Regions from separate parts of the Mus musculus genome. Here regions 2, 3 and 4 are each linked to region 1. A link is a loop called in an ENCODE intact Hi-C map of the cell type or tissue named here. Cell type or tissue: left cerebral cortex. All regions are shown on one strand.

What was found. Hi-C counts contacts between places; a loop is a spot of excess contacts. Peaks named below come from ENCODE experiments on the same cell type or tissue, not always from the same donor. Only the 100,000 strongest peaks of a DNase experiment are listed, where the experiment ranks them.
Region 2: it touches region 1 in a loop (2.4-fold over the local background); 12 of 42 quality-filtered maps call a loop at or near these places.
Region 3: it touches region 1 in a loop (2.2-fold over the local background); 3 of 42 quality-filtered maps call a loop at or near these places.
Region 4: it touches region 1 in a loop (8-fold over the local background); 14 of 42 quality-filtered maps call a loop at or near these places.

The regions. Positions count from the first base shown.
Region 1 is chr12:103,240,508-103,245,507 of GRCm38, forward strand. It overlaps Prima1 (proline rich membrane anchor 1), which reads right to left and starts at 1,639. Exons shown (of 5, transcript NM_133364.2): 1 at 1,568-1,639; 2 at 833-955. The coding sequence starts at 925. In left cerebral cortex, a CTCF peak has its summit at 2,284; DNase peaks (open chromatin) are centred at 1,805 and 2,225; H3K4me3 peaks cover 1,325 bases; H3K27ac peaks cover 337 bases.
Region 2 is chr12:103,298,729-103,303,728 of GRCm38, forward strand. No RefSeq gene overlaps it. Among named protein-coding and RNA genes, the nearest start is that of Gm29508, 14 kb to the right of the region's middle. In left cerebral cortex, a CTCF peak has its summit at 3,118 (motif pointing left); a DNase peak (open chromatin) is centred at 3,105.
Region 3 is chr12:103,186,315-103,191,314 of GRCm38, forward strand. No RefSeq gene overlaps it. Among named protein-coding and RNA genes, the nearest start is that of Prima1, 53 kb to the right of the region's middle. In left cerebral cortex, no CTCF peak of the experiment used is centred here; DNase peaks (open chromatin) are centred at 2,980 and 3,680.
Region 4 is chr12:103,141,486-103,146,485 of GRCm38, forward strand. Unc79 (unc-79 homolog) reads left to right here. Exons shown (of 49, transcript NM_001081017.2): 36 at 287-399; 37 at 494-579; 38 at 1,102-1,275; 39 at 4,817-4,885. Among named protein-coding and RNA genes, the nearest start is that of Prima1, 98 kb to the right of the region's middle. In left cerebral cortex, CTCF peaks have their summits at 1,137 (motif pointing right) and 2,870 (motif pointing right); DNase peaks (open chromatin) are centred at 1,149 and 2,865.

The DNA of each region.
Region 1 (5,000 bases):
GGATGCCTCTAGAGAGTCATGGAAGCCAGGGAGTGTCTCTGCCCAGTGGATGTAACATCTCACACCCCAGCAACAGCAAGGACAGCTACTAACCATGTTTCCTGGGGTCCAGGTGATGTATCAAGCAAACAAGTACTGGCCCCATAACAAGCAGGAAGGAGAAAACCAGGATCAGACCTTAAGTTTCTTGTTTAGTCACCTTGCTGGTAAAGGACTGGTCAACGGGGGTTTAAGGGCAGGACTAGAGAACATCCCATCCAATCACCTCGAGTAACTGGAGTTAGTGGGGGCTTGGTCTCTGTCCTGAAGACTGGGAGGTCAAAGGTGAGGGTTTGTCCTCCAGCAGTCTTGACAGACTGTGTTTTGCATGAATCGTGGGTCACCATCCACCTCCCCAGCCACCACTTAGAAGAAACACAGCCCTTACCCCAGGTTGGAGACAGTTAGTTGGAAGGCTAATTTGAAGTTTAGGGGTCGAATCTGGTAGGAAACAAGGCACCACTGTGGGATTTTTTTTTTGGGGGGGGGTTGGGTTTTTTTTGGTATTGTTGTTTGTTTGTTTATAAGTTTGTTTCTTTCCATAAAAGCTGCAGTAGAGTTCACTATGAGGTCTTAGCACCTTCCTATATCACGTTCATTCAGTACTGCAGGCCTTAGGCCACAACTGAGACTCTTTGCAAAGTTTCTTATTTTTTTTCAGGGTCAGAGCATGTTATACTTGACCAGTTTTTCTTCCTCCCCAAGTATCCCCAAGACCACTCAGTAGGTGGCTGTAGGGGGAGCTCTGAAGTGACCCTACCCCCTTCCCAGGAGGCCTCTGCCCGCTTCTCACCTGAACTAAACCCCAGAGTGGGTGCAGCGCACAGTGCAGCAGAAGTGAGGGCCAGCAGCAGCCATGGCGCAGCACCAGGTCCCGGAGTAGCATCTCGGCCTGCGGCGCCCACTGGTGAGCTAACTGTCAAGGGAGCAAGGCTTGAGTCAGGTGGACACTGCATAAACCATAGCACCAATTCAAGAACCAACTCGATGAGGACTCACTTGCCCCGCACTTTGGGGCACCTGCGCAAAGCAAGTCTTCATCTTCCTTCCAGTGCGCACACACTTGCTGACTCTCGGTGCTTCCCAGAACTCACACCTACCTATCCTGGAGCACACCCCCTCCCCTTCAGAATACCGCATGCACACCTTGATCCCGTGCACACCCCCAGAAACATCCAAACACACTTATTGAACCTCATACAAACCCAGAAACGGCCATGCACAACTCTGACTAGGAGTACGCTTCAAACCCAGAGTGAATCACTCACTCTGCGCGCGCACGCACTGTGACCCCCATGCACCGCCACCGACTCCCGTCCGCACACTTGACTCTGCTTGCACAGTACCACCAAATCACTCGCTGCATGTAGTCTTTCTGCCCCAGGGACTTCAGTGCGCACACTGTCTCATAGGCACCTCCGTACGTGCCCCCATTTGCCGCCCAAACCCCAGCTCCTGTTCCCGGGCAGGCGTAGGTTTTCCTGCACGCCCCCATCACCGCCCGCACCCCTCCGATGCCTCACGCCACCTTGCCTGGTGGCGACCCCCACCGATCGTCGACACGGAGAAGGGAGGTCAGGGTTGCCCCCACAGCAGCTCTGCTCTCAGCAGCCGGACGGCCCCCATTTAAAGCCAGCCGCCTCCCCAGTCCCCCGCCCTCTAGGCGGGGCCTCTAAGCTCACCCTGGCGGCTGCGCGCGCGCTCGGGGGCTTCACTTGCAGAGGACGAGCGCGGGGCGCTGGAGCAAAAGTTTGCGCGCTGCTTGGGCCTCCAGGGCAGCTGATCTGGGAGACCGGGGCGCGGCGCACTCGCACGGAGCTCCAGGCTCCGCTTGGCCGCGCGCGGGCCGGGAAAGGCGGCCACTTCCGAGGTCGGGCAGCCCAGGCAGAGGGTGGGGAAAGTGTCCTCGGGTCCTCCGCGAGCGGGCCGCAGGAGTCCTCCTTCAGCCCAGCCACGGGTCCCTGCGCCGCCCCGGTCCCCGCCCTTCCTGGTGGCGCCGAGCGGCTGCCCGGGGCGCAGGGTGCCCGGGGCCCGCGGGAGGCAGCGGGCGAGAGGCGCCGGCCCGGAGCACCCGCTCCGGCAGCAGGGCCGCGGGCGGAGGCGAAATAAATAATGCACGAAAAAGGAAAACAGACGTGAGCGGAGCCAGAGCCTCGCCCGCCTCCCTCCCGGGCTGCACTCCCGCCCGCGCTCCCCGCTGCCGCGGCCGCCAGCGCCGCTGCAGTGATTCCTCGTCTCCATCTAGCGAGGCTATTGTGTATTGGGCGCTTAATAATTTATTTATTCACCCTAGAGGCCGAGGACTCCCAGTGACAGTGGCAACCTGCTTCTGCTTGCCCTTCCCTCAAGTTCATCCCCCAGGCTGCGGGAAGGTGGTAGTAAGGTCTGACTAGTGGGGACCCCGTCTGTACACTATCATAGCGGCGCCCCCTTTCCCCTGTGTGTGCTGAGCTAGGATGGTGCTGGCTAGCCCTCCAAAGCAATGTGCCTGACCTCCCTCCATTTGGCAATCATGACCTCGGGACCTCTCTATTAACTCCGCTGTGTCTTAGGGGGAGTTGTGACATTTCAGGGAAAGCCTTCTCCCCAGGACTTTTCCTCCACTATCCACAAACTCCTGTTTGATGCAAGATTATCAACAAGTCGGTTCTTCAGGAAGGAGCTGGTTGCATCTCGTTCAAACAAGCTGCATGCTGCTCCTTCCTACAGGAGCCTTCCCAGGCGCCACGCAGGCGCCCTGCTCATCTGGTGATAGCGCTTTATTAAATGCTCTGATTGATGTTCCCTGGAGGTGGGGGTGTGACCATTCCAGTCAAAGTCGCAAAGAGCTGGGCAATTCTGCCTGGGGTTAGGTAAGAGAACCGGAGGCTTATAACCGAGGGTAGATACCACAGCCCACTGGTTAAGAAAGTTACTTAGTTCCCCTTGGCTGTCCCCAAGTCACTCCAGGTAAACTCACAAAAGTACAAAGTGCTTTGCAAAGCAGGTTTCAGACCAATTCTCCTGCAGCTTCCTTCATCAGAGCACAGCAGCAAGGCCTCCCCTTCTTAGTGCGTACCTAGCTGATGAACTTGTGAGCCCCCACACATGCCCAGTTCTACTAGAGAGACTGGCACAGCAGATGTGAATGAGGCCTTCCCTTACCAAGAACCGGGGAGGGGAAGGTCAGAGGACCATGTCAACATGTTGCCAACACTGTGATGCTCCACTGTCATCGAGACAGGGGCCTACACTGATCAAGAGAATGAAGACAAAGTGGTCCAGGGCTGTGGGAATATGCCAGCAGGTCTGGTAGTCCCGTGGACAAAAATATGGAGACATTTGTCCCTTTGTTTATCCAGTCATTTGTTTTGTATAATATTTACAAACACCTAGTTGCAGGAAATATGAAAAAAAATGAACCACCAACTCTCCACGGGGCCGGACCACACTTTCTAGCTCCTGCCGGCTGCCAATTCTCCAGTCACACCTGACCACAGGACCATCTCTCCGGCACTCCCCAACGCCCCGAGCCCATCCCAGAGTTTCTCTCCATACCACGCACCCCACAGTCAGCCATCAGATCCCAGTACCCAGTACTCTTAATGGCATCAAGATTCTTAATGCTTAATTACCCAATCAGATTCATGTATGAATATCACAATTTACAAGATGCCAATAGAATAATTTCAGAGGCAATTGATAATGATAAAAGCTTTATCCCAATATTTCTAACCTTGTGAAATCATAGCTAGTTGTGGCTAGAAAATGCCATGTGGGTACATGTCTGCGGCCATCTTCCTTCCCCTCCTACTCTGAGACACTCCCTCTCTCTGGCAGCAGAGTACTGGGTGCTGGGCACAGCAGAACAGTAACAAATCTTATACCTTTACAGTCAGGGAGTTGGGACAAAGACAATGCTTGATGAGAGTGGAGTTTCCTAGAACAGTGACCAGGACAGTCTGGAAAAGGGCAATGAGGCATAGACCTGAGGCCTGTCCATCAGCTGAGATTAAATGGTGCCCAGTGTTTTCCTGTCTTTGTAGCCTAAGCCAGTTGAAGTATTTTGCCCAGTGCAGGACTCTAGTCTTTAGCAAAGACAACAGCACCTGCTACCTGGAACTTTTTGCTACTTGAAAAAGCTACTCGCATTACATTTTGAATTCACTCTCATCATCCTGGCTAAATCCCGTGATTGTTCCAACTGAGAAGTCCATAGCTCTTTTCTAGGTGGAATCACACAGCTATTTCCCTAAGATTCATAAATACTCACAGCCAATTAAAGGGTTGAGGCATTCCAGGCGGGGATGTAGCTCGGGTGTTAGAATGCTTGCCTACCATGCACACAGCCCTGGATCAGATCCCAAGTCCAACATAAACTGGGCATGGTAGTGCATGTCTCAGGTCCTAGTACTTGGGAGGTGCTGGTAGAGACCCGAAGGTGAGAAGTTTAAGGTCGTCCTTAGCCACATAGCAAGTCGGAGGCAAGCCTGGTGGTTTTGTTTGTTGGTATTCTGTTTTCTGATTCTGGACTGTGTACCTGCCTCTGCACCTGGTCCCCCACTTCCTGGCCCATGAAACTGGGGAGTCTGACACTGGGAACATCACCACCTCCCTTAGAATGAAGACTGTCCTCTGTAGCAGCTCCTTCATGATATCGAAGGACCTAGACTGGTCCTCCAGCCTTTCCCGAGTCCCATGGCTTGTGACGTCTAATGACAAGAATCAACAAGTGACTTCACTAGGAGATAGTTCCCCCACCTGTTGGGAAAACATGGACCAGTTAAAGATAGTCGATGAAAAATGGAGAGAGGCCCAGCTATGGAGTCTAGTGGTTCCATTTGGCCTATTGGGAGGTGTCCAGTAGGTGTGGCAGAGCACTGGACAGCACCCTCAAGCTCCGGCCAGCTTGGCAACACCTAATCTTGTGTTTGCCTCTGTCCCTCCCTTTCCATAGCATGTCACCGCCACCACCTTATTGT
Region 2 (5,000 bases), 58 kb after region 1:
GACATTAAGCAGACTGTCCCAAAGAGAAAGAAGCCAGAGATGAAACCCCAACTTAGCCTTCTAGTACCCTCCGGCTTTGTAACCAGGTCTCCTGTGTGAGGGCCCCAGAGAGACAGAGGTTAAGGTTGTCTTGAGTGTCCATCGCAGGAACCCTCCTTCTAGGGCAGTATAGGAAGGTAGATAGGATGGGAGGGTAAGTGGGAACTCCTTGAGGCAGAGCCAGGATCCCTGTATGTACAACTCACCCCTATGTAGTACAAGGAGGGCCCAGGTGGGTGAGGACCACTGAGCACGTGGACAGGAAGGACCTGGAACCCTATCTCTGTGAGAGACCAGTGAGCCCACCATCTGGGTGCCGACGCAGGGATTCAGGCTCTCACAGGCTTCCTCCTCTCCTCTCAGGCTCAGGTACCTGATTTACAATGTAGGTCTCAGGGGAGAAGAAACCTCAGTTATAGCCAGGACTTAGCTCCAGGATGCAGACATCCCTGGTGATGGACGGCAGGAGCTCAGGTTGTAACAGGATGTGCGCTGGATGAGTTGTGCATATTTCATTCTTGGTCCAGTGCCTCATACCCAGTCAGTTGGCCGGGCTGCATCCGTCCTGATTTAAGGCTCTGACCCTGCCAACTTGAGCTGGGGACTGAACTTTTCAATTTGCTGAGTCCACAGCAGGTCTGGAGTCATAGGATCTGCCCATGTCTCCGTTGGGACATGGATCTTCTGGATGCATAAAGGGAAACTGAGGCACAGGAAGTGAAGACGTGGGAAGATGTGCGTTATGAGCCATGTTGGGTATGAGAGACACGAAACTTCAGGGGCCTGCAGAGTGCTGGAGTTATGTATGGAGGACTTTTACAGTGGGCAACACAGCAGTCCTGGCTGAAACTGACATAAAATGAGCTCTCGTGCCTCTATCGTGGGTGTATCCAGAAGTCAGCATGGCTCATACGGAGTAGAAATTGTCCCATGTCTTTATTAGCTTTATAATGGAGATATTCCCTGTTTGATCATTCTGGAAGGCCCACAGTAGAAGGGACTTGTGGAGCCATCTTATCTGGCCTCCTTTTTGTTTTTAATGGGGCAAAGAAAGCAACTAAGGGACCTCCAACAGTTAGCTTTTTTGTGTGGATGTGGAAGACCCAAGCTTGGGCCCCTATGCTAATACAGCGAGTGTTTAGCCCACTGAGCCATCTACTCATACCCATCAGGAGCCATCTGGAGGGGAACCTAGAGCAGAATCAAACCCACCCCACTAAGGGCAGCTCAGCGCTTGCTCTCAGTGTTTGTTGTTCAGTTGGTGAGGGTGAGATGGAAAGGTGGCATAGACTGTGGGGTACAGGGGACATTAGACTGTGGGTACAGGGGACATTAGACTGTGGGTACAGGGGACATTAGACTATAGGGTACAGGGGACATTAGACTGTGGGGTACAGGGGACATTAGACTGTGGGTACATGGGACCTTAGACTGAGGGGTACAGGGGACATTAGACTGTGGGTACAGGGGACATTAGACTGTGGGGTACAGGGGACATTAGACTGTGGGGTACAGGGGACCTGAGACTGTGGGTACAGGGGGACATTAGACTGTGGGTACATGGGACCTTAGACTGAGGATTACAGGGGACCTTAGACTGTGGGGGTACAGAAAACATGCTGCTTGTTCTGTTGTTTCATGTCAGTAAGAGAGACCTGTCCCTTCCAAGGTGATGACCCTCACCAGATTTGTCCGTGAGCCAGGGGATCCACCAGACAAATACTATCCTGCCTGCCACACACCGGGACAAATCCAACTTCCTCCTAGTGGGATTTAAAGAGACATGGATGGATTGAACCAGAACCATGAAGCTGTCAGTGGTGGTGTTTGGTCAGCCCAGCCAGACACTTAATGCCGACCTGACATCCGAGTCTGTCGTAAAGCTTGGGTCACGGCCACAGTTAAGAGGAAGCGGTTGATGCAGGGAATGAGTCTCCCGGGGATGCTGGGAGGATGCGGGCTGGAATGAGCCCAGCCACTTCTCATTTCTACTGCAGACACTTGTGGTGGACTCACTCTTTATAGAGAAAGCAAGCAAGAAGTCTGGGGAAAGAGAGATGCAGCACAGCAGAGCATCCTGGAGCTGTGGCACGTGGTTTCCCATTCTCCATCACCTTCAGGGAAGGGGGCCATTCCAGGTGCTCATCCCGGAAGGGCCAGGGAGATTTGTAGAGCAGAAGCTTTGCACAGTTACCGCAGACTCTAGTAGTTTTAACGCAAATAAAGCACACAGCCCCTTGTGCTGTCCCAAGGTCATCCTAAGGGGATATATGCTCCCAGTTCTCTCTGGAATGGTTCCGAGTACAGCCCAGAACATTCTAGAAAGATTGGCGACTGGATGAAAGTGATGTATACCTAGGAATAACCTGAAATCTCTTCCTTTGTACATGAGTGATGAATAAGCACCATCCTCTAGCTGAGAGTGTCCATAAGGAGGACTTCATTACAAACTCCATGGTAGCCACTGTACCCAGTGTGGGCCACACCCCTCCTCCCAGGCAGAGATGTAACTGCCCACAGACAGTGGGACCCTGCTGTGTGAGGTATCACAGCGACACTGCCCCACCTCCCAGGGTAGGCAGATGACAAAGGCAGGACTTTGTCAGGCTGTGGCCTAGGATTCCTGTGTTGTTCCCCATGTCCTGCTAAAGTGGCAGAAGGGAGCCTGGTTATCTTCTGTGATGTGTTCATTCCCTCAGACTGTCAGTATTCGACTCCCCAGGGCTGCACCTGCCTTGCTAACAAATGTCCAGAGCACCTGGGACCTGATGCTGCCTCAGGGTCTCTTGGCCAGCATCTCAGATCTGTGTTTCACATGTTGGATTAAGAAGGCTCTAATATGAACGTGCCAGCTTCTGTCTGGTCTGAAAAGACTCATCCCCGCCTCTCTGTCCAGCACCCATTCATTACAACATCAAGTCCCTGGACTTTTAAGATATGAATTTCCCCTACTGTTCTGATTTAATTTGAATGGGAGATCAGCAGACAAGGGCATACTTCACTCCCTTACTATTGGAAGAGGAGCCTGGATCTTTGGACAAAAAGCCCAATTTAGCAATGCCTGGGCCACCTGGTGGATATACTGGGAATTGCAGACAGGTAGCAGTAGGCCAAAACCTGAACCCCCTGACACAGCAAGCAGTCTGGGCCAAAAGATAACCTCATTTTATTTATGGTAGACACAGACTCACAGATGTGTCAACGATCTTAGGGGATCTGTTCCATGTAATAAGGTTTAGAAATCTAGAATTGTCCAGTCAAAACTGATTGGCTTCAAGCAACTTTGGGCTTTTCTGGGTCTTGGTTTCCAACCTTACAGGTGGAAGAGGAATTCACTCTCTGGGGACCCTCTTGGCTCTGAAAACCTTTTGCGTTATAACAGGGACACACAACTACACTTCGCAAAGGTAAGACCATTCTTTTGCAAGTCTGAGCTTTGCAGTCTCTGTCCCCTGCTTCACAGAATAGAAACAGGTGGCTGTGGTGAGCTGATTCTACCTGGCATCTGCCAGGGCTTGAGAAGATGGCCACTAAATTATACTACACACAAATAAGAGGTGTGGCCAGCCTGCGGCCCTGCCCAGTCTGGCTCCATCTCTTCACTACTGTGCTAATGGTCACATCGCCTATGACCCACTCATGCCCTCAGCTGCACACAGGCAGAGCCTCTTCTGTTCTGTTTGCCAGCACCAACAAATGCCAGTTGGTTTCTTCCTCCATTCCAAAAATGTCCTTGGAGGTGAGACCAGGACAGGGACTCCTGAGAGCCCAGGGCAAGAGGACCTGCTCAGCGGGTGACCTGGGATAAGTCAGCAGCCTCATTCTCACTGAGCTGTTCTGGAAATGGCAAGGACAAGTCTCAGACCACTCCAATGAGGGGAAGGCCAGGCTGCTATTACTCCTTATCCATTTGGGGGAAGTTTGGTGACTATAGAGAAGCCCAGATGGCAAATGACAGATCTCATTGTTTTGAGTTAAGCTGTTTGTACAGAGCACTAGAATGTGTGTGTGTGCACCTTTCTTTTCCAGGCTGGAGTCAGGATACCTTGGGTCAGAAGCCTACTTCAAGGATCAGGGAGCGGGTGTACTGCATACCCTAAGGCTTGCAAGGAGGGGGTGAGGGGACCATGGTCCTTCTCCCTGCCCTTGACTCCATGTACATGACATCAAAGCCCCAAGGCAGGGACAGTAAGCTAAGTCTTGTGGAGCTGTTTGCCTGATCTACAAACTAAAAATGCATTTTAAAGGGTGAAGAAGGGGAGGGAGGAGGAGAAAGACCATGAAAAACCCTAAATGTAGCCCTCCACAGAGAGTGTGCAGGCCCCTGCCCCAGGACAGTGGAACTGCATAGGGAAGGAACTGAATATCCCTCTTTGGACAGCTGCCTGGGAAAAAAGCAAGGACATCTTCATGGTGCCCCTTTGGCTGTAAAACTTGGGCTTTATAGTTTCAGCCAGAAGGACAGCGGCATAATTTTGAGATCTAGGCACTGCAGCTTAGCCTGGTTGAACTAAGAGGAAGTTTTACCCTTAGGCTCCTGGGAAAGAAAGTCTCATTTTATCCCCCAAACCTTAAATCTGAGGGGAGGCAGGAATGGAATTGTGGTACTCCCAGCGTACCCTAGGATTTTAGCCTGTGGAGGGCTGGTATGGGGAAGAGTTGGGCAGTAGGCTGGTCCTGGGGGCACTGAATTCTGGAGCCAGTCGTACCTGCAATCTACACTACATTGGGCTTCTTGGTTTTTAAGAGCCATTAAGGTCTCCCCTTTCTTCACCACAGCCTGAGACTGTTTCTGTTGCATGACATTAAAAAGATTCCTAAAATGTTTGCTCTTCAGATCAAAATAGCTTTAAATCTTTTGTTAATCATTCAGGGAGAAATGACTCACCACAGACTTTGATGTTCAAGTGCTGCTCTCAAAGTTATGATACAAATCCGAACAAACAGACCCTTCCAGGTAT
Region 3 (5,000 bases), 54 kb before region 1:
ATCTTTTAAATGGGGGACAAGGGCACATTCTACCTCATAGGGTTCTTAATGCAAAAAGAAATATACAAATTTTAATGAAACTTAGGGCAGTAGCTGACACATGGTAAACACTTAGGAAATTATTATTTTTATTCTTGCTAGAGCTAGAGAGGTAAAGATAGTCATGTAAGGTCACATTACTTGTAAGGAGCAGAGCAAAGCTTGGTCCCCAGGCTATCCAACCCAAGGGCTGTGTTCCCACGCATATGCTGCATTAGCTTCAGCTACATGTATCCCACGTCAGTTCCAAAGGAAAGCTGCGAAGGCAAGGGCAAGGGTGGAGAGAGCCCAGCAAAATGTCGTCTGGTCCAGGGGTGGCAAGCACTAGTAGCTTGGAGAAGGGTATAAGGAGTCACCCAGTTTTCCTTCCTCAGGGACTTCTATTGGATTCAGTGTCATCTGAGATTCCCGAGGGTGTCATGGGCCCAACTCTTTAAGTACAAAGATTCTGTCCTCAATGATTTGCCATGGTGCATATGCCTCTTACTAGTTGGTTGACCTTGGATAGATTATTGTATCTGGACCTCTGTTTTCCCTTTCTGTAAAATGGGTCTTTCTGCCAATCCTGGGGAAGTCCCAGCAGGCAGAGGACTATGACGACTGCTGGAGGACTGCTGCTACCTAGCAAAGACATGGAAGAGGAGAGCTCATAGCCACACACTTGCTTGGTTTGCCCTTGAGCCAGCACATCTGAATCAAGATCTGCAAGACCACAGGAGGCAAAATGGACTCACTGGCCAACACTTCCCAGAGTCCGCTGTCTGTCATCAACGTGCAAGGGTGCCATTCGGCCACACACTGAGTTGTTTCCAGCGACCTCTTCCCTCAGAGTCTTCTTTAAGGCCAAGTGGCACAGCTGCTCCGCCTCCACTGTCAAGTGACAGCAGGACAGAAGACTGGATCAGCTCAGAGAAGATGGGATTGTTCCCCTAGGACTGATGAGCTGTGATTGGAGGACCTCTGCACCCATTGGGCACTGCAGACACTCACTGTACTATACCTTTGCAAATGTGTATATTGGGCAAATGTCTTGTTTCGATAATACTGGTTCGTATGCAGAAGGGCATGGGTGGAACTTATTGCACAGTGTAAAACCATGGTGTTATAAAGGGTGGTCCATGACTCACGATGGCTGAGGTGTCAAAGAGAGGCTGGCCAGCTCCACCCTCAGCTAAGAAACAAGCAGTGAGCCTGTCGGAGAGACCTTCAAGGGCAGCCAAGGCAGCCACTGTGTATTGAGTGCCTACAAGATCCCAAGTGGCTTCTAGACATTGCCCTTACTGTCGTGTCTGAGACAGGCGTAGAGCTTCCTCCCGTATGTGCAGGCAGGACACCGGAAGCCCCTGAGCTAAGTGCCTGCTGGGCTGTGCAGCTGGCAGTGGCTTACATTTAGGGCTGTAAGTCCCCATGTCAGAGCTCCGCTAGAAATTGCTTATTTTTGTCTTGGCTGAGCTGTGTCAGAAGCACGGACTAGGGAAGTCTGGGGGCTTTCGGGACACCTTTCTGTTTATTGGTTTCTTCAGTTTTGTCCTCACAAAAAAAAAGACACCTCATCTGACAAAGGTGTTTTCCCTCTCTCTTGGGAATTAATTTCTGTGGGAAAATTATAGATCAAAACTTGAATCTCATTTAGTTTCACAGTTACTATACTATACCTTTTACAATTTTTCCTCGAATATATTACATCCCAACTGCAGGTTCCTCTCTCTTCTCTCCCCTACAGACACACACACACTCTACAGGAGAGATTGAGGCAGGAGACTCACAAGTTCAAGGCCAGCCTAGGCTCTTGGACCCTATCTCTAAATAAAACTTTAAAAAAGATGTGGGGTGTAGGTAGAAGGACCGAATGCTTGCCTAGTATATGCAAAGTCCCGAGTTTAATCTTTGGCATCACAGAGTTAATACTAATGACAACAGGCAACAGAATGAACTCGGACGAACTGAAGGTTGTGGTGATGAGCCAGCTCTTCAGTTTAAGAGGCTGCTGGGTGGGAATTCAGTCAGTTCTGAAAAGACCCGCCCCTGACTAATTATAGCCGCAGACAGCACTGTCAAGGGCTTACTACATGTCACAAGCTTTTGATGTGATGTCATTTAACCTTCACCATGGTGTGAGGTAGGCACCCTAATCCCTTAGTTACAAGCCTCAGAGGAGAGCCGAGGAAAAGGAGACTCTTTGCAGGAGCCCTTCAGCACGTGTCTGCCGGCAGGGCAGCAGCTTCCAGTTTGTACATCACAGAAACTAACAACTAGACACTTTGTTGCTTGTCTGACCCACAAGAACTATTTAGACCCAAAGGCATCAGTGGGGAGCCTATAGGCTGATGACGCCCGGAATGCCATTGTGTGATGAGCTTTCAATTTTATTTCTTCTTCTGATTGGTGTTTCTATGGTTGAAAGCCATGTGATTTCTAGCATGGGCTATCTCCCACCACCGATCTGGCCTCACATGGGCTATCTCCCACCACCAATCTGGCCTCACATGAGTTAGCTCTCACCACTGATCTGGCCTCAGAATCAGGAAAAACCAACACCATAGCCTCTGAATAGGAGTCCTATGGTTCCTGAGTTGTTCCCTGGCTCTGCAGTCTCCCTTCCTTTACCTCTTTGTCCCAAAGGCTCTGGTCTCACTAATCTGGGCTTAGACCGAGCTCTCACTTACAGGTACTAAAGAGTCCCTCAGCTAACAGGGGACAAAGGGAAAAGCAGGGTTTGAGGCCATGCTATTCACTCCACATTGACCCTCATGTTCCTGGTTGACATCTCTCCTTTCACAAGGCCCCTGCCTCTCAACGTGACAAACAGCAGCAGCCCAGTGCCGTGCTGAATTCTTCTGAAGAGAAGCTAAGGACAGGTGGGTATACCGAGGTGAGCCCCTGGCACAAGCTACACTCTGCAAGGCTAACAAGAGTTGGAAACATTTGTTGTTTCGGGAACAAAGCAGTGTTTCTAATTACACCGCCCAGACAGGGCCTTGCAGGCCAGTGGAAAAGGGTGCCTCCTGGGGCTGCCTGGCTGACACCTTGATTTCTACTTCTTCAAGTGGCCACTTAGCAAAGACAGGAATCAATGGATAATCAAGCTGAAGGACCAGGGTACTTTCCAGGTGAGGACAGTCACATTGCCTAGAGGAGGGGGGAAATGCAGAGCTAGAGACCAATGGGGTGGGGGCACTGGGCAGACAGCAAGGTGTGGGAGACCTTCAGCTGATGGAGCAGAAGCCAGGCTCCAGTGGGGACCACCGGGGATGATGCAGACACGGGCTTTACAGCCTGGGCTCGGGTTTGGGACCTGCATGCTCTCCTGCCCTCTGACCATGCATGAAATGCTCTAGCATCAGCGTCACTAGTGGCAAAACGGAGGTGACAGTTCCCCATCCCTATAAAAAGTACAAGAAGAGGTGCTGTCTGTCCTCAGGCCCCAAAAAAGATTTCAAGTAAGTCAGGGATGAGCCCTTCTAGGACCTGCCCCACCCTGGGTCTGCGTGTCACCACTTACCATAGTGCTGGTGACAGCTGGTGTTTTGCTGAAGAGCAATCACAGCTTGCCACGGCCGCTTGGCTCCACGGCCGCTTGGCTCCAGTTCTTCCGTGTGCCGTTCCCACGCTGCCTCGCTCTGTGCGCTGACTCAAGGCTCCCACGTTTTCAAGTCTGAATGAGCAACTGGGGAATCCTCCTCCATGTGGCACATTCTGCCAACATTTGGAGTCACATGGAGTGAGCACTGTGTTTGTAATGGGGATAATATTTTGAAAATAATAACTGCATATGTGTTTTTTTTTCTTCTGTCCAGGAAACAGAACGGCTCAGTCTATTCTGTGGATGGTGGGTGCAGGAGGAAACTGGTATGTGAGGAAAGTTCTAGTCAGACAGAATGAGAAAACGGTGCCCACCTCTTCTGGACCCTAGTCAAAAGAAGGAGAGAAGAAAGTAGGGAGGTCTGGGAGGCCAGGGGGTATCTGTATCTTTCCTCAAGAAGTTACATAGTTGCAGAGCTCAGAGTCTTAGAAGGGTCTACAGCCCTTCTTTGGCCCACTTGCCTGATCAGAGGCCAGAATCCCCAAGGGTCCGGGGCTAAGAAAATAAGATACATCAGAAGGACATTTCTAGCACAATCACTAGGTGGGCAGCTAGTGACCCAGGAGCTATAGAAGAGCAAGGCATAGCCTGGTCAGTCCAAGGAAACAGCGAAGCCAGTCCTACTGTAGCAGAGACTGGAGACCCCTGGGAAAAGTCATCAGGCCTAAGGCCAGCTGCTACGTATCAGCGACTGCACTGCCGTTGCCTGTCCACGGGCCCAGGTTGGTGCCTTCTGGAGTGGAGTGGCCCTTAGAATGGCGTCACAGTATGTCTGGCCACAGGAAACGAAGCTGATTGAAAGACACTAGTGAAATAGGAGGGTAAAATATCACCATGTGTAAGTGGAGGTTTGAAAACACCCAATTGTGTGCTGAAGGCATTTATAGGAAATAAAATGTTTTCTTCTTTATGCCTCTGTATACTGTGTTAAATTCATAAAACACTGGGAACTGGTTAATTTAGCAAACATTTCTAACGTCAGGCATGTTAGGGTGTTAGGGGGGCTGGAGATTTGGTAAGGAGTAAGACCCGAACCCATACACCCCGTCTTCTAACAGGGGTAGGGCAGGAAGCATGTGCACAAAGCAGCAATTATTCACTGGACAGCATTGCTCTATGGCAGCTAGATGAAGGTGATAGACCAGAGAGAAACTAGGAGTGCTCAGAGGCGGTCACGAAGGACAAGGGGGAGAGCCAGCCAGGCCTTACTCTGCCACACAGAGAAAGCAGAGGCACTGAGACCCAAGAGCCTGCCCAGAGGTCACCTGTTTACCAACTTTTGTTAGATCCAGCTTCTAGAGGCTGGGATGGCTACAAGCCCTGCCCTCTTGCTGAGCTTTGGAGAAGTAACTCTTGAGTATTTGCGTGTGGTGGGGGA
Region 4 (5,000 bases), 99 kb before region 1:
TATCCACTTCTAGACTTTGTGGCCTTTGAAAGTCACTGGCTTTGGGATACTCAGCTATACTTGGAGAGTCCTGGAATAATTCTGCTGTCACTTTGGCACTTTATGGATCTGTCTGAAAAAAATTGTTATGAAGTATTAGGTTTGACTATGGGTAATTTCATCTCTCTGGGGGAAACTAGCAAGAAAGATAGTGGATAAAACTGTGGCGCTCAGAGCCTAACCTCTAAATCATTGCATGCATGCTCGTTGGTCTATAGCTTGTGTTGTCCTCTCTGTTTGAACGCAGCATGATGGTTCCAGGCAATGCAGCAGGTGTGGCCAAGCAGTTCCTGCGCTGCATCTTCCATCAGCTGGCCCCCAATGGCATCTTCCCTCAGCTCTTCCAGAGTGCCATCAAAGGTAACTCATCCCCCCACCCCCACCCCAGGACCCAGACACCACAAGCCTGGCCAGTCCCCAGAAAGCCTACTAAATCTGATCATTTGCTTTATAGATGGGACTTTTTTAAGGACCTTAGCCACATCTCTCATGGACTTCAACGAGCTGAGCTCAATTGCTGCCCTCAGTCAGCTCTTGGAGGTAGGTTTGCGTGAAAGGTACCCTAGGTCCCAGGCAAAGTTATGTACCACATCTGTCTCCCTCCCTGAGGCACCCCTGGACTGCTTCACGGTGAAGTGTTGTATCTAACATAGAGAAGTCCCAGACTGCTTCACCATGCCCAGGTGTTGCTAGGAAGAAAGCAGCGGCTGCTATTATCAACAGCTCCAATCTTTACTTTGGAAGAGTCTTTCCAGCAGGCGTTGTTCATTACCTTCTTAGCACCCATCCAGACCCATTCTATATCCTTAGAGAGTTCTTAATTCATGATCCCATTTTATCTTCAGGACATAAAGATCATTAGTTTTGCCCCTGCCGTTTTACTAAATGTAGCTGGTTTCCCTCTGTATTCCTTCTGGCTGTTAGAGCAGTCAGCCTGTGTAGCAGGCAGCCCATCGTGTTTATAGTGCAAATATTTAAGGTTTCTAAGCAAACCTTCTCTGGGTAGCTTTATGATTCGTGTCCTGTTTCAGCAGTTGATTGCCTATGCTTTTGTGTTTTTAGGGTCTAAATAACAAAAAGAATTTACCAGCAGGGGGTGCTATGATACGCTGTTTGGAAAACATTGCCACGTTCATGGAAGCTCTGCCCATGGATTCTCCTAGTAGTCTCTGGACCACAATCAGCAACCAGTTTCAGACATTTTTTGCCAAGCTGCCTTGTGTTTTACCTCTGAAGGTGAGCTCAGCCCAAGTTTTTTTTAGCTTCCATTACTTTCTGCCCATCTGCTTACAGAGACCAACATGCGAAGCACGGTCGGTCAGGTGATCTGATAGAGCCCAAGAAGCTAGGGGAAATCTGTCAGCTAGAGGAGAGAGTTATTTAGGTCATCCACTCTGCTGTCGGCAGCATGGAGTGGGTACTTTGCTTGCTGATAATGAAGGTACCCCGTGACCACGTGGTTTTTAGTTGAATGCCAACCGACTGTGGTTTGTTTCTTTCCTTTCTTTCTTTTTAAAATTTGTGTTTGTTTCATTTTCAGCGAGGGAGCTAGAACTCAGCCTCCTGTGCATGCTAGGTAATCATCCTATTACTGAACTATATCCCCAGTCCTTAGGTGGGCTTTCTGCAGAAATGCTCTTCTCAAGTGGATATCCAATAGGCAAGGAAATTAATAGCTTATCTAAAAGGAATCCAGACGTAGGTAAAGTGTTAGCTTTAGAGAATTATTTAAAGTGGCATGTGTTTTGTTTTGTTTTGCTTTGCTTTGTTTCGGTTTTTCTGAGTAATGTTCAGGAAAGAGCAAGATGATATTCAGTGGTTAATCTGTAGTTCAAGGGTCATTGTCGTCAGGGGCCTGATAATAAAAAAAAAAAAAAAAAATAGAAAAGGAAAGAAAGAAAAGCAGGAACTTGTTTTATTAAAGCGGGAGAAACCAATAAGACACATTCTTCCTGTATGTCATCAAATAAAGAGTTGTACCGTAAGAGAGGAGGTGTGAGTTGTAATTGCTCCATGGAGGTGGGGAGAAGGTTGGAACTCACGCCTCCTGACTCCCAGTCTAGTGCTCCTGTATGACTGCACACTGCTGTAAACCAAGAAAGCCGCAAGCGTTTGTATCTCCAGGACCGGGGCCAGGAGGTAGCCAGCCTTGGCAGAGCCACTTCTTTGTCCCTTTGTCTCCACTAGAGTTGTGTGACTTCTTCATGTAACTCAGATAAAATTACTACAAAGCAAAGTCGAATAACTTGTTCATCTGACCAGTGAAGTCACATGTTGGTACTTCTGGAATAAATGCCTCATATGTATAAGATGTTGCAGAGGTCAGCTAACCGTGGCAATCACAGTTGTGGAACCAGTGGATGCTAATAAGGATGCTGATAAGGAGCTGGTAATTCGGAGCCTTTAGCTTGCCGAGTGCTGTTGCTAGGGTTCAAGGGGACTGTGGAGAGCAGCCCAGGTTTCTGTATCACCACTCTCTGGGTTACCTGTTTATCCATAGCTTAAAGTAGATGAGCAAATCCAAGCAAAGAGGACTAGTCCTGGGCTAGCTAGATAGCTCAGGGAGTAAGGGTGCTTGCCACCAAGCCTGACAATCTGAGTTCAATTCCCAAGTCCCCCACAATGGATGGAAAGACTGATTCCCAAAGATTTCAAACATCCATATGTGTGCACACACACACACACACACACACACACACACACACACACACACACACACACACACACACACACACGAGCCATTCAGAAGCACCTATCCCGATAATGAAGATGCTGAACTCCATACTGACCAGCAGGGGGTGCTGCTGCTGTAAACAACTGGCATGCCTAATTTGTGACAATCAGCTGCGCCTGCAGGGACTCCACCCTTAATGAGTTGAGTGGTGTGGTGAGAGGCAAGGTACTACGGAGAACGGAGCCCCTTGACAGCGTTAATGCATGGCACCTATGGAGGACTGCCCTCCTCTCCTGCTGATGGTGGCTATGTGGGAACAGGCCTCAGCATACAGATCTTCCCCCAACTAAGATGACATTTTCTGGCTTTTAAGTCACTAGAGTTTGGCCTGATTAGCAGCTAGTTTTCAGCTCCTGCTTTAAAGTAAGTAAATGTCACACCAATTCTGAAGGCAATTGGCATATTGAACAGGCCGAGGTTCTTTTTAAAAGATACTTAGAAAATGCCGTCAGGATTTGTGTAAGAGCGTTCCCTGCTAGGTCAGATCTGAGAACTGATTCCGTTTTGTCCTTAATCTCTTGGGAAAGTAATACTCTCCACTGAAAAGCTTGCAGTTTGCTTTTGAGAAGTCTCATTGAAGTGGATCTTGGACTTCAGGGTGCACCGCAGCTCCTGCTAAACACAGGGCCACGACTGGTCAGAGTTTGGCCCGAGGATTTGCATTTGAACAAATGCAAATTTCAGGTGACAGACGAGCTGCAAGTCCTGGGATCCAAGATGATTCCCTCTGGCTTAGTCTGTACTGTGTGGAAGGCTTCAGTGCAACCTTGTAGAAATGTTGCTAAGGATATGCTTGCAACAGTAAAGGGCAGCTTATTTGTGCTCTGCCATTTCCTCCCAGTCTCTGTAAACACAGGGATTTTCAAAGCACATTTTCATGTAGAATCTTGTTTTTTTTTTTTTTTTTTCTCAAAAATTTTGCTACTTTTCTCCAGGTTCCAGGTCATGTCTTTTCCTGACAAAGGGAAGATGGCTTCACCCCCTAGGGACTGGGGACAGGTAGCTCAGCAGTGCCACACCCTTTTTCTATGCACAAGGACCAAATTTAATCCCTAGCCTTGTGAAATGTTAAAATAAGAAACAAATCCCAGAGAAAGGATGATAAAACTGGATCTTATTTGGACTAAAGATTTCTATAAGGTTTTGCTTTGCCCCAAAATAGCTTTTCATAATTTAGTGTACCTCCTTAGACTAGTATACATTTAACATCTGCCTACTTACTTCTGTGTCTACTTAACATCTTTCTATCCACCTGTTCATCCGCCTATCTGCCCGTCTGTCTATCCATCCATCTATCCATCCGTCTATCCATCCATCCATACATTCATCTACCCACCAGTTCTTTATCCAACTTTCTATATCATTTCATTCTAGAACTGTATCTTTGAGAAATAGCTTCAGAGCTATGTTTATTTATTTATTTATTTATTTAATGATTATTTTAATTTTATGTAATTTTCTCATTGAAATCTATCTGAAAATGATTATTTTTAATATACATAGGAAACAGTCTAGCTGTAGTTACAGTAAGAATTATGTGTGCATGTGTGTGTGTGTTTGTGTATAAGTACATGAGGGTATATATGTTTGTGTGTGTGTATGTATGTATGTGTGTGTGTGTGTGCATGTTTGTGCATGTGTGTATGCATATGTGTATAAGGGTATATGTATGTGTGAATTGCTGTGAGAATGTGTTCATGTGGAGGCCAGAAGTCAGCACTGGGAATCACTCTTTAGGCATGGCCCACCATGTCTTTGAGATGGGCTCTCTTCCTGGCCTGAGCTCACTGAGTTGGCCAGGTTGACTGACCAGCGAGCGCCAGGAATCTCAATGCCTTCACCACACCTGCCAACACACCCAGTTCATTTATATGGGTTCTAGAGAGCAAGTATGGGACTTTATGCCTGGGTGGCATAAAGCCCTTTACTGTTGGAGCTATCACCCCAGACCCATATTCTTCCTTTTGCAAAATAAATGCAGGAAATATTTGAAGCAAAGGAAACCTTGAGAGTTGACTTTTCGTTTTTCATATCTGTTCACAGTGTTCTTTAGATTCCAGTTTGAGAATTATGATTTGCCTCTTGAAGATACCTTCCACCAATGCCACGAGGGTATGTATTTTTTGTTTTAAAGTACTTCAGAAAAGCTTGACTGGTTGATTATTTGATTGCTTTATAACTGAAAGAGAGGCAGATAGCAATACTGATAACCTGGCTGCAAATGGAA